Regions from separate parts of the Homo sapiens genome. Here region 2 is linked to region 1. The links are chromatin contacts, found by Hi-C in ENCODE. All regions are on one chromosome and are shown on one strand. Each heading gives the region's core, a stretch centred on a gene start or an enhancer-like site at or near the end of the contact. The rest is flanking DNA. Distances are from core to core; before and after follow the strand shown. Region 1 holds the start of MARCHF5 (membrane associated ring-CH-type finger 5). Region 2 holds the start of PDLIM1 (PDZ and LIM domain 1).

Region 1 (6,626 bases), core at 2,047-4,546:
CACTCCCCATTTCTCCCCAACTCCTTCAGCCCTATGCAATCACTAGTCTACTTTCCGTCTCTATGGAGTTGCCTATTCTTGACTTTTCATGCAAACAGAATCATACAATATGTGGTCTTTGTGACTGGCTCCTCTCACTTGGTATAATGTTTTCAAGGTTCTTTCATGTTATAGCATGTATCATAACTTTATTCCTTGTTTTCTCCTAATAATATTCTATTGTATGATACACCACATGTGGTTTATCCATTCATCAACTGGTGGATATTTGGGTTTCCACTTTTTGGCTATCAAGAATAATGCTGTAGGCCAGGTGCTGTGGCTCATGCCTGTAATCCTAGCATTTTGGGAGGCCGAGGTGGGAGGATCATTTGTGCTCATGAGTTCGAAACCAGCCTGGGCAACATGGCAAAACACCATCTCTACAAAAAAAATTTTTTTAAGCCAGACATGGTGGTGCGCCCCTGTAGTCCTAGCTACTTGGGGGGCTGAGGCAGGGGGAGTGCTTGAGCCCCTGAGGCTGAGGATGCAGTGAGCTGGCGCCACTGCACTCCAGCCTGGATGACAAAGCGAGACTCTGTCTCAAAAAAAAAAAAAAAAAACCCAGAATAATGCTGCTATGAACATTCACAAACAAGATTTTGTGTAGACATGTTTTCATTTCTCTTGAAAATACCTAGAAGTGGAATTACTGGGTCACATGCTAATCACTCTTTAGACCAGTAACAGGATTTTTTTCTACTTTAAAAGGTTTTTGACACAGCCAGAAAGCTGATTTTTCATAAAAATGCAAACATAAAATCCATTTGTTGGTATAATAAGGTCAAGGTGCACAAGTCTTTGCTATCAACAAAAGGTATCATATTTTCCAATTTCAGTTGAAACAGACATTCTAACATTGGTTAAGATCTTAGAATCTTGGAGTTTGTACTAGTGTACTTAATCCATATGCTGGGATAAAATTCTGTTTTTAAGCAGGAAGTATATATCCAACTCCCATGGCTGACAACTGCTTAAGAAATAAGTACACAATAAGGTTAGACTGACACAGCACAAGGAGCAAAAAATAATAATTTAAAATGTTAAGACACCGGGCTGTGCACGGTGGCTCACATCTATGATCCCAGCCCTATGGGAGGCCGAGGCAGGCAGATCACCTGAGATCAGTTCAAGATCAGCCTGGTCAACATGGTGAGACCCTGCCTCTGCCAAAAATACAAAAGTTAGCCAGGCATGGTGGTGCGAGCCTGTAATCCCAGCTACTCCGGAGGCTGAGGCACGATAATCACCTGAACCCGGAGGAGGAGACTGCAGTGAGCCAAGATAGTGCCACTGCACTCCATCCTGAGCAACACAGCGAGACTCCGTCTCAAAAAAATAAAATAGACCAGGCGCGGTGGCTCGCCCCTGTAATCCCAGCACTTTGGGAGGCCGAGACGGGCTGATCGCCTGAGGTCAGAAGTTCGAGACCAGCCTGGTCAACATATAGTGAAACCCCATCTCTACTAAAAAACACAAAAATTAGCTGGGTGTGGTGGCACACACCTGTAGTCCCAGCTACTTGGGAAGCTGAGGCTAGAAGGATCACTTGAAGTCAGGAAGTGGAGCTTGCAGTGAGTCAAGACAGCGCCACTGCACTCCAGCCTGGGCAACAGAGCAAGACTCCATCTCTCAAAATCAATGAATTAATTAAATAAATGAATTAATTAAATAAAATATTAGACACTGGTCACATGCGGTGACTCACATCTGTAATCCCAACACTTTGGGAGACCAATGCGGGTGGCTCGCTTGAGCCCAGGAGTTGCAAGACCAGCCTGGGCAACATGGCGAGACCGCGTCTCTACCAAAAAAAAAAAAAAATATATATATATATATATATATATATGTATTATATATTATAAATGTATATATGTATTATATATTATAAATGTATTATATATTATATAATACATATATATTATATATAATACAAATATATATAAAATATTAGACACCCCGATTAAACTAAATACTCATTTTCTTTCCCTAGGAGGAGTGTGTGTGTATGTGTGTGGTGGGGGGGGGTGGGTGCTGTTTCTCAAAAACATATTTCAAAAATTGGAGGCCAAGTAAGCTTCTGGTCACATTTTTTGGGTTTGTTGTTTTTTCCCAGCAATGAACACTCTAGTTCAAATATACTTCGCAAATTTTGAACAGATAATGAAAAGTTGATTGTAAAATTCTACATATAAAAAGAGCTTTAAAAACACATTTTCATTTTTTAAAAAATCAAACACCTTGTAGCAGATATTAGACATAATCAAGGGAAAACTACCAGCGTCCTACCAATCACAGCCCTAGAGAAAACGCCACAGGTCGTCCAAAAAACGCATTCGTTTGAGCCGACAGCTCTTTCCTCCCGCCAAAGCTATCCCTCGAACGTCAGAAGCTGACCCAAGGAGTGACTGATGATTTCTCCTTTTTGATTCCCCACCCCCGCCACTCCCAATCCACCTGCTTGAAGGTGTCAACGCGACTAGAAACGGTTAACAGTGACCAGCAGCAGAGAGAGAAACAAACATCCCTGACAACCCACAGCTGAGTAAGCAAGAGCTGTTTATTCACCAACGTGTTCCATTTGGAGACTGTCGGCGAGCCCTGGAAAGCCCAGGCACATTTGAGAAGGTTCCTGGAGAGGGAGAGAATCATCTTTCCTTCCCCCAACTCCCCAGCCCCAAACACACAGAGAGACTCGGGTGGAAGCTGTCTGGTCCAGGCAGTCCCTATTTGCCCGCCCCCTCAAGAAGAACCTCACGCACCAAACCAACCGACCCCTCGCGGAGGTGGTGTAATTCCCCCAAAATGGGCTCTGCCGCAGGAGAGGCTGGCTCCAGCGCCGGGGGCTTCGGAAGGAGTTTCTGCCACCCCCACTGCCGCCACTGACCGCCCCGACGCCACGGCCGGGGCCGGGGACCCTGATAAGAAATGGCCCTTCAGCCCCCTCCCCTCACCTGGCTCGGTCCCACCTGAGGGCAAGAGCGGAGGCAAAAACAAACAGGCAGGGAGGGCTGACCTTGTTGCTACCGACAGTGGAGCGGCGCATCCTGCTGCTTCCTGGAAAGCGGCCCGAAAGACATTTTTTCCCCCTGGAGGAAGGAAACGGGAGGGCGCCGGCCAGACGGCGGCAGGCGCGGAGGCGTTGGTCCGGGCGGGCTGTGCAGCCTCTAGTGGAGACGGTCCGAAGACTACATCTCCCAGGCTGCTCTGGGCCGCCCTGCGTCGTAACCCTGGCGCGCACGGAGGCGGCGACTCTTACCTCACAAAGGTAGCTCCTCCGCCGGCAGCAACTCGGCGCCCGCGGTCCATGGACCGGAACCTCGGGCCGACGGACGGGAACCCGGGCCGCGATCGCCGCCTCCCCGCCTCAGGCTCCTCCTCCTCGCTCTCCGCCGCCTCCGCCGGACTCCCGCAGGCCCTGCACCGCCGCCGCCAGGCTAGCGGAGCTGCCCCGGGAAGCTGGGTGACGGGTTCGCGGCTGCCGCCGGACTGCGGCCTACTCCGCCGCCTCTCAGTGCTATTGTCCCTGGGCCTGGCCTTGAGCGGGTCCACTGGGGAAGGCCGTGTGCGCCGGCTCCGCGGAAGATGCCGGACCAAGCCCTACAGCAGATGCTGGACAGGTACGGGCAGCTGTGGGGGGGACCGGGAGCCGCCGACCCTCGCTCTGGCCCTGCCCGCGCCCGCCCTCGAGGCTCTTGGTGAGCAGAACCCGGCGTGCCGGGAGGAGTTCCACGGCCAGGGGGCCGTGAGAGGGGCAAAAAGTTTGGAGTCTAGACCTGGGGGAGGACAGAGCGAGCGGCCTGGGTCGTAGACTTTGGGTGAAACTTAGCTAAGGAGTGGCGTCTGGTTTCCTTGGAACCCCGTTTTGACCTGAGAGGGACTCCTGTTAATCCACAAAATTAGTTTTCCTTACCCTCTTCCCCTCCCCCTTCCCCCTCCCCAACTTGTGAAGTGTTTGTCAGCGATGTCACTGGCAAGAACCGGGTTATCTTTCAGGGGAATGACCCCCTTATAATTTTAAGTCTCTGTCTGAGAACCAATGATAAGCATTCTTTTGGAAAGCCTGATAGGCTGATTTCATTCTCCCACTTTCCCTGAACCCGCACCCCCCGTCCCCCCCGCCCCATCCCGTCCCCACCTCCGAACTGTAAGGTCAGAGTATCCGCAAGGGAGATTTAACGGTCAGACCAGAGTAGAGGTTATGGAAAACAGCCAAATGAGTCCAACGCTGAACATTTAGTGTACTTGACGATCGTTGAGTTCATTGAAGACGTTTCAGCTCGTACAGGAGTCCAGTTGCCCATTCTTGGGGGGCCCCAGTCGGTAAAACTCTTTGTGAAGTCGGGTGCACCGCCCTCTGCTGTTGAAATTCTGGTCCGTGGGTCCTACCATGAGTTTTTGGAGACTCTAGATCCACATTTCCCCCGAGCCAAGTCTTACTTCCTGGCATAGCAAGTTGTACAAGCTAATTCATGATGTTTGTGGTTGCTTACAATTCTCAATAGACACCACTTGCCACCCATTTCAGCAGGTGGTACCAACTCTTTGTACTCAGTAAAATTCCAACTGTAAGGTGTTAAATGAAGGCCCTCCCTTAATTGAGTTTATACCCAGTTAAATGCTTTTGGGCCTGCCACACCCAGAACACAAATGACCCAAGGGTACACATCCTTCCAGAGTGACAGACATTTTTTTGGAGCTTAGAATTTTGAGCCATCTCAGTTAATAGGAATTATGTCACTGATTTTTTTCAGTTGAGATAACTGGTGATTCATCCAGCCCTTGTTTCAGGTCAACATCCTGACAATTGTATTGACTGCTTTATATATATATGTGTGTGATATGTGTGTGGTTTATAAGCTCTTGGAAGCAGAAACTTACTATTGTTTATCTTGAATCCCAGAACAGAGCCTGGTACTCAGTAGGTAATCAGTAAGTATTTGTTGTATGAACTAATGCACAAACTTATTTGTCAGTTTCCCCAGTTGTCTAGGGGGTCTGATAATTTACCAGGTTTTCCTTTCATTGTAAATTGGCAAATTGTGGCAAATTAAAATATGCCCAGAGGAAACCACCTGCCACTGCCAGTTCTATTCTGTTGAGACCCTGTTCTGATGTGGGGTATTTTGTAGTTAATTTTTTTCCTTTGAGGGCCTCCTGCTTTTCATTTTTACATAGTGACTTTTTTTCTTCTTTTTTTGAGACAGGGTCTCTGTTGCCCAGACTGGAATGCAGTGGCAGTGGCAGTGGCATTGGCATGATCTCAACTCACTGCAACCCCCGCCTCCCAGGCTCAGGTGATCCTCCTACCTCAGCCTCCCTAGTAGCTGGGACCACAACACATACCACCATGCCCAGCTAATTTTTTGTATTTTTATAGAGCCAGAGTTTTGCCATGTTGCCTGTGCTGGTCTCAAACTCCTGGGCTCAAGTGATCCTCCCGCCTAGCCTCCCAAAGTGCTGGATTGTCAGGCATGAGCCATCGTGCCCAGCCTAGAAAAGTTCTTATGTCCAAAAGCTGACCTAACTTTTCATATGCTCTTTGGATATTTCCATAAAAGTAAGAAGCCAAAGAGTGAGCCTGGGCACGGTGGCTCACCCTTGTAATCCCAGCACTTTGGGAGGCCAAGGCAGGCAGATCACTAGAGCTCAGGCCTTTGAGACCAGCCTAGCCAACATGGTGAAACCCTGTCTCTACTAAAAAAAAAAAAAAAAATACAAAAATTAGGCAGGCGTAGTGGCGTGGGCCTGTAGTTCCAACTCTCGGGAGGCTGAGGCATGAGAATTGCTTGAACCTGGGAGACGGAGGTTGCAGTGAGCTGAGATCGCACCATTGTACTCCAGCCTGAGTGACAGAGTGGAACTCCATCTCAAAAAAAAAAGCTAGTGAGGCATTTAAAACTTATTAACAGAAATGCGAAGATTCTGGCTGCCATTTACTGAAGTAGGTGACTATGACACTGGCTTACTCTCATCTTTGTACTACTCTCATCTTTGTACTCTTTTGACATACCTTAAGGTAGATTTTTAACATGACTTTCAAAGACCGTTATTGTCTAGATTAGTAGTTGGCAACCTACTTCCATGTTAGAATTACCTGGGGAGCATTTCAGAATATGCATGGATGCTGGACTGTAAGACCAATAAGATCAAAAATTTCTGTAGGGTAGAGCCTGGGCATCTATATTTTAAAGCTTTTTAAATGTTTTAGATATGGCAGAAACCTACTGCCCTAAGTCCTAAGTCAGTGATATCTTTCATGATAAGAGATAGTAGGGTATAGTGAGTAAAGCTTGGGCTCAGAGATAGAAAGTATGAAATTCGAATTTTGCCACTTACTAGCTATGTGACTTTGAACTTAGATTCTGACACTATGTATATTATCATTTATAAAATGAGAACCCTACTTCACAGGGCTACAGCAAATGAAACATACATCTCTATAAAACAGCAAAACACTCTATGTTAGCCAAATAGAAGGCACTTAAGACTAATGTAAACCAGTTTGGCCATTTTTCCCCCATCTACTTTATGTTTACAGCTTTCTTCACCTGGGCTGGCCCTACTGCAAGTTGAACACAAAGATA
Region 2 (6,282 bases), core at 3,182-5,681, 3.0 Mb after region 1:
CCTCAATTAAAGTCCTGGAAGCTTCCCCCAGGCTTTCCTCTGAGACCTACTGGAAGCGAAATAATCCTTTAAAAGTTAGTTTTCTGACACAACCACTTTTGCTCCAGTCTCTATCCTATCCTTTACAAGGAAGTTGAGTAGTAAGTCAGCCAGTGAGAAATTATGTAAATTCAACCAAATTACCTAACCTGTGAGCACCTGAGCTTTTCTGTTTGCAAAAGGCAAAGAATGCTAGCTTTCCTCTCCTCTGTGGAGCAAGAGTTAAGGCATGGCCTAAGAATGTGCCAGTCCTATCCTGATCCCAGTACACAGCAATTCCTTGGTGCTTTTCCCAGTCCTGGTCAGCCTAGGAGAATATGACCCAGACGCTTAGATGACACTCTCCTCTCAGTCATCTACCTGGCTGCAATACCCTAAAGCCACTGTTCTTCCCTCTTGCCTCCTCAAACAAACCAGCAAGGTTGGCATCAGGAGTTTAGGGAGGGGAGACTATCTGGTCAGAGGGTGATAATGTAGTATGGGCTCAGGCATTCACTTACATGTCATTCTCTTTGGTTTGTCCTCTTCCCCCTCTCTCCTTAAGTCAGCTGTGAGCAGCTGAAGTCGCTAATATTTCCCAGGTATCAATTTCACAGACCAAGGGCATGCAGCACAATGGCCATTAAAACATAATGACCCTTTTTGGACATTTCCTGCTTTTCATAATCTGACAGACAAACCCTTCTCTTTCAATCTTTACGACATGATGTAAAATCTATCTGAATCCGGAAATACCACTCTTAAAAATCAGAAATGACCCTCTGGCCACAGTAACCATTATTAAGCATCCCTTGGGATACTTGAGAAAAAGCATAAGCATTTGCCACAGAACCGCTCAGCTCTTAGCAAAGGGTTCCCCAGGACTCCAGAGACAAATGAGCAACTCCTCCAACTAAGGGCATCCCTTGATCTTGGCCTCACCCTTTCCTGTCTTTTATCAGTTGCTGGGAGAGAAAAACAGTCAACATAAACTGAGTTGCAATGTTGGCCTGGGTATTTCTCTGAAGGCTTCCCTTGAAAGTAACTAGAGGGAAGGAGAAATTAACATGGAAAATTTTTTTAATTAAAAAAATACCTCAAGGAAATGGGCAAGTGTTGATTTGAAGCAGGAACTGACAGAAAAAAATATCAGAGAACAGTGGCAAATGTGTGGCTGGATCATCAGGGAACACAAGGCAAGAGCACTAAACGAGAATGTGGGTAAAAGAAGCTAGCCTATGTCCACTTAAAGTTGGAAACCTGGGTTGAAATTTTAAGTTGATAACGATACTAGATGAAAACATTAAGGAGCTAAAGAAGCTGTTCACACACACACACACGTGTTCTGTATGAGTCTGTTCAGAAACAGGCAAAATTAAGCTATGGTATTTGGGATACCTAATTTAGGTGGTAAAACTATGAAGAAAAGCAAGGAAGGGATTACCATAGGTCAGGATAGCGTTACATTTAGGGAACTTTTGGGTGCTGCAATATTCTATTTCTTGACTTGGGTAGTGATTATACAGATGCTTGCTTTATAATCATTTGCTGTGCATTTGTATTTTATGATTTTTTATTCCACAATAAAAAATAAGTTAAAAAATAAAAAAATTGCAAGTACATAAGATTAGCATTATATTAAGAAGCTTTAGCAGTTTAGCAAAAGACTGGAGCCAATACCACAATAATTCATGCAAGAGAAAGCAAACATGGTTATTTAAATAAAAGGCACTCCTCTCCCAGCCTAATTTTATGGTTTGCTTTGGTGTGGAGACTCAAAGTCTATCATATACAAAACTATACCAGCAAATTGCCCAGGATGATAAATAATGTAGCATACCTACCAATCAGAAAGTGTGTACAGCTCTTTGTCAGTGCTCACATTTCCTCACTATCACTATTTACGGAGCACTCTCACATACCTTAACTCACAGCCAAGGGCTGGTGCTATCCCCACTGCAGAGGTTTTTTTTTTTAAGTAGCCTCAGACAGTGGAAGATTCACCCCAGGTACAGCTCAAGCAAGAAGACACTGGACCAGCACCAGATCTCAGATGGCCACACCAGGGTCCCTTTATGACAATGACTTTCCCATTCCCATGAGGTGAACAGGCTCACAATTTTTCCATGTATTAATAAGGAGCTGAAGAGAAACAAATAAATTACTGTCAGCATGAAAATGTTACCTCTTCTGAGTCACTTCCACTTTTCAATTAAAGCACCTGCCAAGGGCATTATAAAGATTAGTTTCCATCACTAGACCATGAACACCTTGAGAATGGAGCTGTGCCCTCTCATTTCTGAGGCGTTTGCACAGTTTCTGGAATATGATACGTGCTCATTAAACACGTGCACACGCCATAAATAAATAATATAAATAATAAATGAGTGAATATATGAAGGTAAAAACCAATGAATTCACAGTGTGGTGTTTTCCACCCCATTCCATCATTCACTCATGCATTAAGACTTTTAAAAGCAGCTAAAGTGAAAGGCAGTAACTGCCCTTTTAACAGATTGCCAATACATCCTCCACTACTTAAAAAAGGGTTTCATGTCATATATAAATCTCAGAAGTGGAGAGGGCTGACAGGTTAATTATAGACACAAAGAACAGGGACAAATGGACTATGAGGTAAGCGAGTTGAAATGTGCAGACACAATGTCCTCCCTGGACAAGCATTTATTAATAAGCCTGCAAGGATTTACCCAGCCCGGCCAGGTACAGGTCTGCTACCAGGCTCGGGGACGATTCTGGGGAAGGCACAGTTCCTGCGCTTGAGGAATTAGGCTGGTGGCTGGAAAGGCAGTGTGTACCTTTGAGAATAATCAGAGGTCTCTGTGGGACGAGGCAAACAGGTGGAAGATAAGGCCCAAAAACTGGCCCGCCTACTCTTTTAGGGGGGTGAGATAGAGAAGACCTCCTCACTGGGCCAGGCCAACCGGGAAAGAAGCATGGGTAGGACTGTGGCTGGCAGACAAGTCAAGAGGAGGCCACCAATTCTTCTCCTGCACCTCCCACCAAACTCCTTCAGCTGCTGGACGCAGGAGCTTGAGTCAAAAGGATCCATAAGGATATTTCCCTTTCTTCTCCACCCTTCCCCCAACCCCAAGTGAAAAAGAAGGATGTTTAGAAAGTCTGGGAGACAAGCTGAAGGGCAGCTTCAGCAGGCAGATGAGCCCAAGAATGGAATGTGCCGCCTACAGGCAAGGAGTGGCCATGGGTGGGGAGAAAGGGGACTTCTTTTTCTCCCTTTCCTCATTCGAGGTACTTACTGAGTCTCTTCTTGGTGCCCAAGCACTGAACGTGACATCTCTTAGTGGGACATCAACCTGTGTTTGGCCAGATTAAATGGCCAAAGCCCAGACCTCTGAACACTGAGTCTGGGTCTCCCTGGGGGTTTCACTTTATTAGGGGGGCAATGGTTCTGGTGGCCCCTGATTCAACGTGAGTCCTTCTAAAGATCCGAAGCCCCTCTTAGATTTCAAGCACCTCAACCCCACCCCAGGTGGACACCCCATCGCAGTATCTACTCATGCCCTGAGAAAAAAGGGCTGGTGCGGGGAGGGGAAAGAGATAATCTGGGAATGCTAGGAAGAATGACGGCGGGGCCACGTTCTGCAGAGGGGAGAATGACCAAGAGGGTTTACTTGAGTTTGTTTGTTGTGTTTATTTCCCGAATCCAGCACATTCTCCAAAAGCCATTCGAGGGGCGAGCCTCGGCCGTGGGTCAAGTCCAAAGAGCGTGTTTCGGTTGTTTTTTTAGGTTAATCCCACTTGCCCCCCACCCCAGTAAACTTCCCACCCACCCCACCTCACTTTCCAGGTCTTTCCTGTTGCGTTCGGCTGCACTGCGATCTGGGAAGAAGGGAGAAGTGCCATCTCCCAGCGCGCGGGATCTGCGGGGACCCTCGTCCCCTCGCTGGTTGACAAAGAACTAACACCCGCCCCGCCGCGCTTCCGGGGCCAAAGAACGAAAACTGCCTTCTTTTTTTCTGGCGGACACGGAGCGCGCCCGCGGCGGGCCGACCAGCCCGGGAGCGCAGCCTCCGCGAAGGGGCGGCGGGGAGCGGCGGGGCCCGGGCGCGCGGAGAGCGCTCAACTAACAGCGCACCTGGACGCGCCCGGCTGCGGTTCCGACTCCGTCCCCGACCGCGCCCGCGGGGCCCCAGTCTCCGCATATCACCTCCCATAGCGCCCCGCTTCCACGCACGTCCCAGCTGCTCTTACCCGGGAAATGGCGAGAGGCTGCTCGAAGTCCTTGCCGCCCACGAGGCGGAAGCCCCACGGCCCCGGGCCCTGGAGGTCTATCTGCTGGGTGGTCATGGCGCGGCTGTGGCGGGCGACGACCCGCGGGGACAGACGGGCAGGACGCGCGGAACAGCTTGCAGGGCACCCCCGGCGGCTGTCGGAGAAAGAGCGGCGCGGCGCGGGCCCGGGGAGCCTGGGGCTGGCGGGGGCAGGGCAACCGCGAGGGCCAGGGCGGGGGCGGCTCCGCCCAGGCCGCGTAGCCGCCCGCCGCCCCGCCCGTCCTCCCGCCCGCAGCCGCTCCCCGCCCTGCGCGCCGGCCTGGGGGCCCTGGCCCGGAGTCCCGCCGAGAGAGCGCGAGTCAGATGCGGGGCCGGGGCTCTCAGCAGCTCTGCCCGGGACCCCACACCGCCTCCCTCCCTCCTGTACGCACGGCCGCACCGCGGCTCTCGGGCCCGGGGCGGGTGCTAGGTGAGAGGGAAGCAGGTCCTGACAGCGAGACAAACTCGCGCCTCGTGCTTTGTAAAACGAGAAATTTGAAGTGCTGTGCCAAGTCAGCCCTCTGAGGTCGGCTCCGACTTCCCATTTGCTTTTTGTAATCGGTAATGATGTTTAAAAGGTGCTTTCGAACGATCTCATTTGATGCTGAGGCAACCGGGACGTTTAGTCCCATTTTACAGATGAAGTAACTGAGTCTGCTCAGTAGGTGAGAAGACTTGCCCGACGCTACACCACTCGTCAGCATCTGGACCACTGCCCGGGCCCAGTGCTGCAGAACCCCATCCTGGAACTTTTATAATGCTAATGAGACCATCACTCAGGTTATAACTGAACTTCAAGGCCTTCCTAGAAATCTTTCCTCCAGGCTGGAGTTCATGGTAGGTTCTGACCTCAACAGTTCAAACCTCAAGTTTGGGGCGGGCCAAGGGCCAAGTCAATGCAAAAGAAGAGCTGAGTCCGGGACCTGGATTCCCAGCCTCCCACCAGCTTCCTAGCCAGGCTCCCCCTGACGCCCTCCCGGTGGAGTGCATTCTCCACGCCGGACCAGACCATTTCTCATGCTGTCCATGGCGTCCCCACCTCACCACCAGTGAAAACCCAGATCCTTACAATGCCTACAAGGCCACCCCTAGAATGGCCCCAACTCCCTCTCTGACCCCAACTCCTCCTGCCCTTTCCTCACCTGCCCCCCAGTCTGCCAGGCTGTGCTCCTTGCTCCTAACTCAGGGCCTTGCCTCAGGGCCCTGTCTGCAATGCTGTTCTCCCAGACATCCCCACCACTCTCTGTCATTTTCTAGGGGCCGGACACGTGGCTCACGCCTGGAATCCCGGCACTTTGGGAGGCTGAGTCAGGAGGATCAGTTGAGCCCAGGAATTCTAGACCAGCCCCAGCAACACGGCAAGACCCTGTCTCTACAAAAAAATTTAAAAAAATAAAAATTAACCAGGTTTGGTGGGGCACACCTGTCCCAGCTTCTAGGGAGACTGAGGTGGGAGGATGGCTTGAGCCGGAGAGGTCAAGGCTGCAGTGAGCTGTGGTCGTGCAACTGTACTCCAGCCTGGGTGACAGAGTGAGACCCTATCTCAAAAACTAAAAAATAAAAAAAATGCAAATGTCATTTTCTGAGGTCATCTCTGAGCATCATTTAAGATATCCTCTCTAGAATGCTCTATTACCTTCCCCTGCCTTATTTTTTTCTTTTGTATGTATCACCATCTGGCATTCTCTATATTTTGTATATTTATTTGTTCCACCCCCACTCTTAAGCATTAATTCCATAAGGACAGGGGTTTTTATCTGTTTAGATCACTGCTGTGCCCCAGTGCCTAGAATAGTGCCTGGCACATAGTACTTAATGTATATAACACATTGGCCATCCTCAGGACCACTTACCCTCTCTGGGCCCAGTTTCTTCGCAGTTTTCTTGGCACCCATTCATCCTGGTACCCAGGCCCCAGCACAGTGCTTGGCATAGAGCCCATGCTCAATGAGTTTGTTCCCTGTGCAGCTCTGTC

What was found. A loop is a pair of places that touch in the nucleus more often than their neighbours do. Pooled maps may share reads with other maps.
Region 2: a map of B cell shows a loop between it and region 1 (12-fold over the local background). The contact joins the promoter of PDLIM1 here to the promoter of MARCHF5 in region 1. A Hi-C loop is called at or near these places in 1 of 168 maps with a recorded cell type or tissue (B cell), 1 of 37 single-sample maps with no recorded cell type and 5 of 50 pooled maps.

The regions. Positions count from the first base shown.
Region 1 is chr10:92,287,871-92,294,496 of GRCh38, forward strand. It overlaps MARCHF5 (membrane associated ring-CH-type finger 5), which reads left to right and starts at 3,297. Exons shown (of 6, transcript NM_017824.5): 1 at 3,297-3,659. The coding sequence starts at 3,625. It overlaps CPEB3 (cytoplasmic polyadenylation element binding protein 3), which reads right to left and starts at 3,208. Exons shown (of 10, transcript NM_014912.5): 1 at 3,056-3,208. RefSeq lists enhancers at 2,502-2,711, 3,659-4,237 and a silencer at 3,272-3,521.
Region 2 is chr10:95,286,572-95,292,853 of GRCh38, forward strand. PDLIM1 (PDZ and LIM domain 1) reads right to left here and starts at 4,432. Exons shown (of 7, transcript NM_020992.4): 1 at 4,249-4,432. The coding sequence starts at 4,344. RefSeq lists an enhancer at 2,949-3,268 and silencers at 3,990-4,099, 4,120-4,219, 4,270-4,659, 4,710-4,789.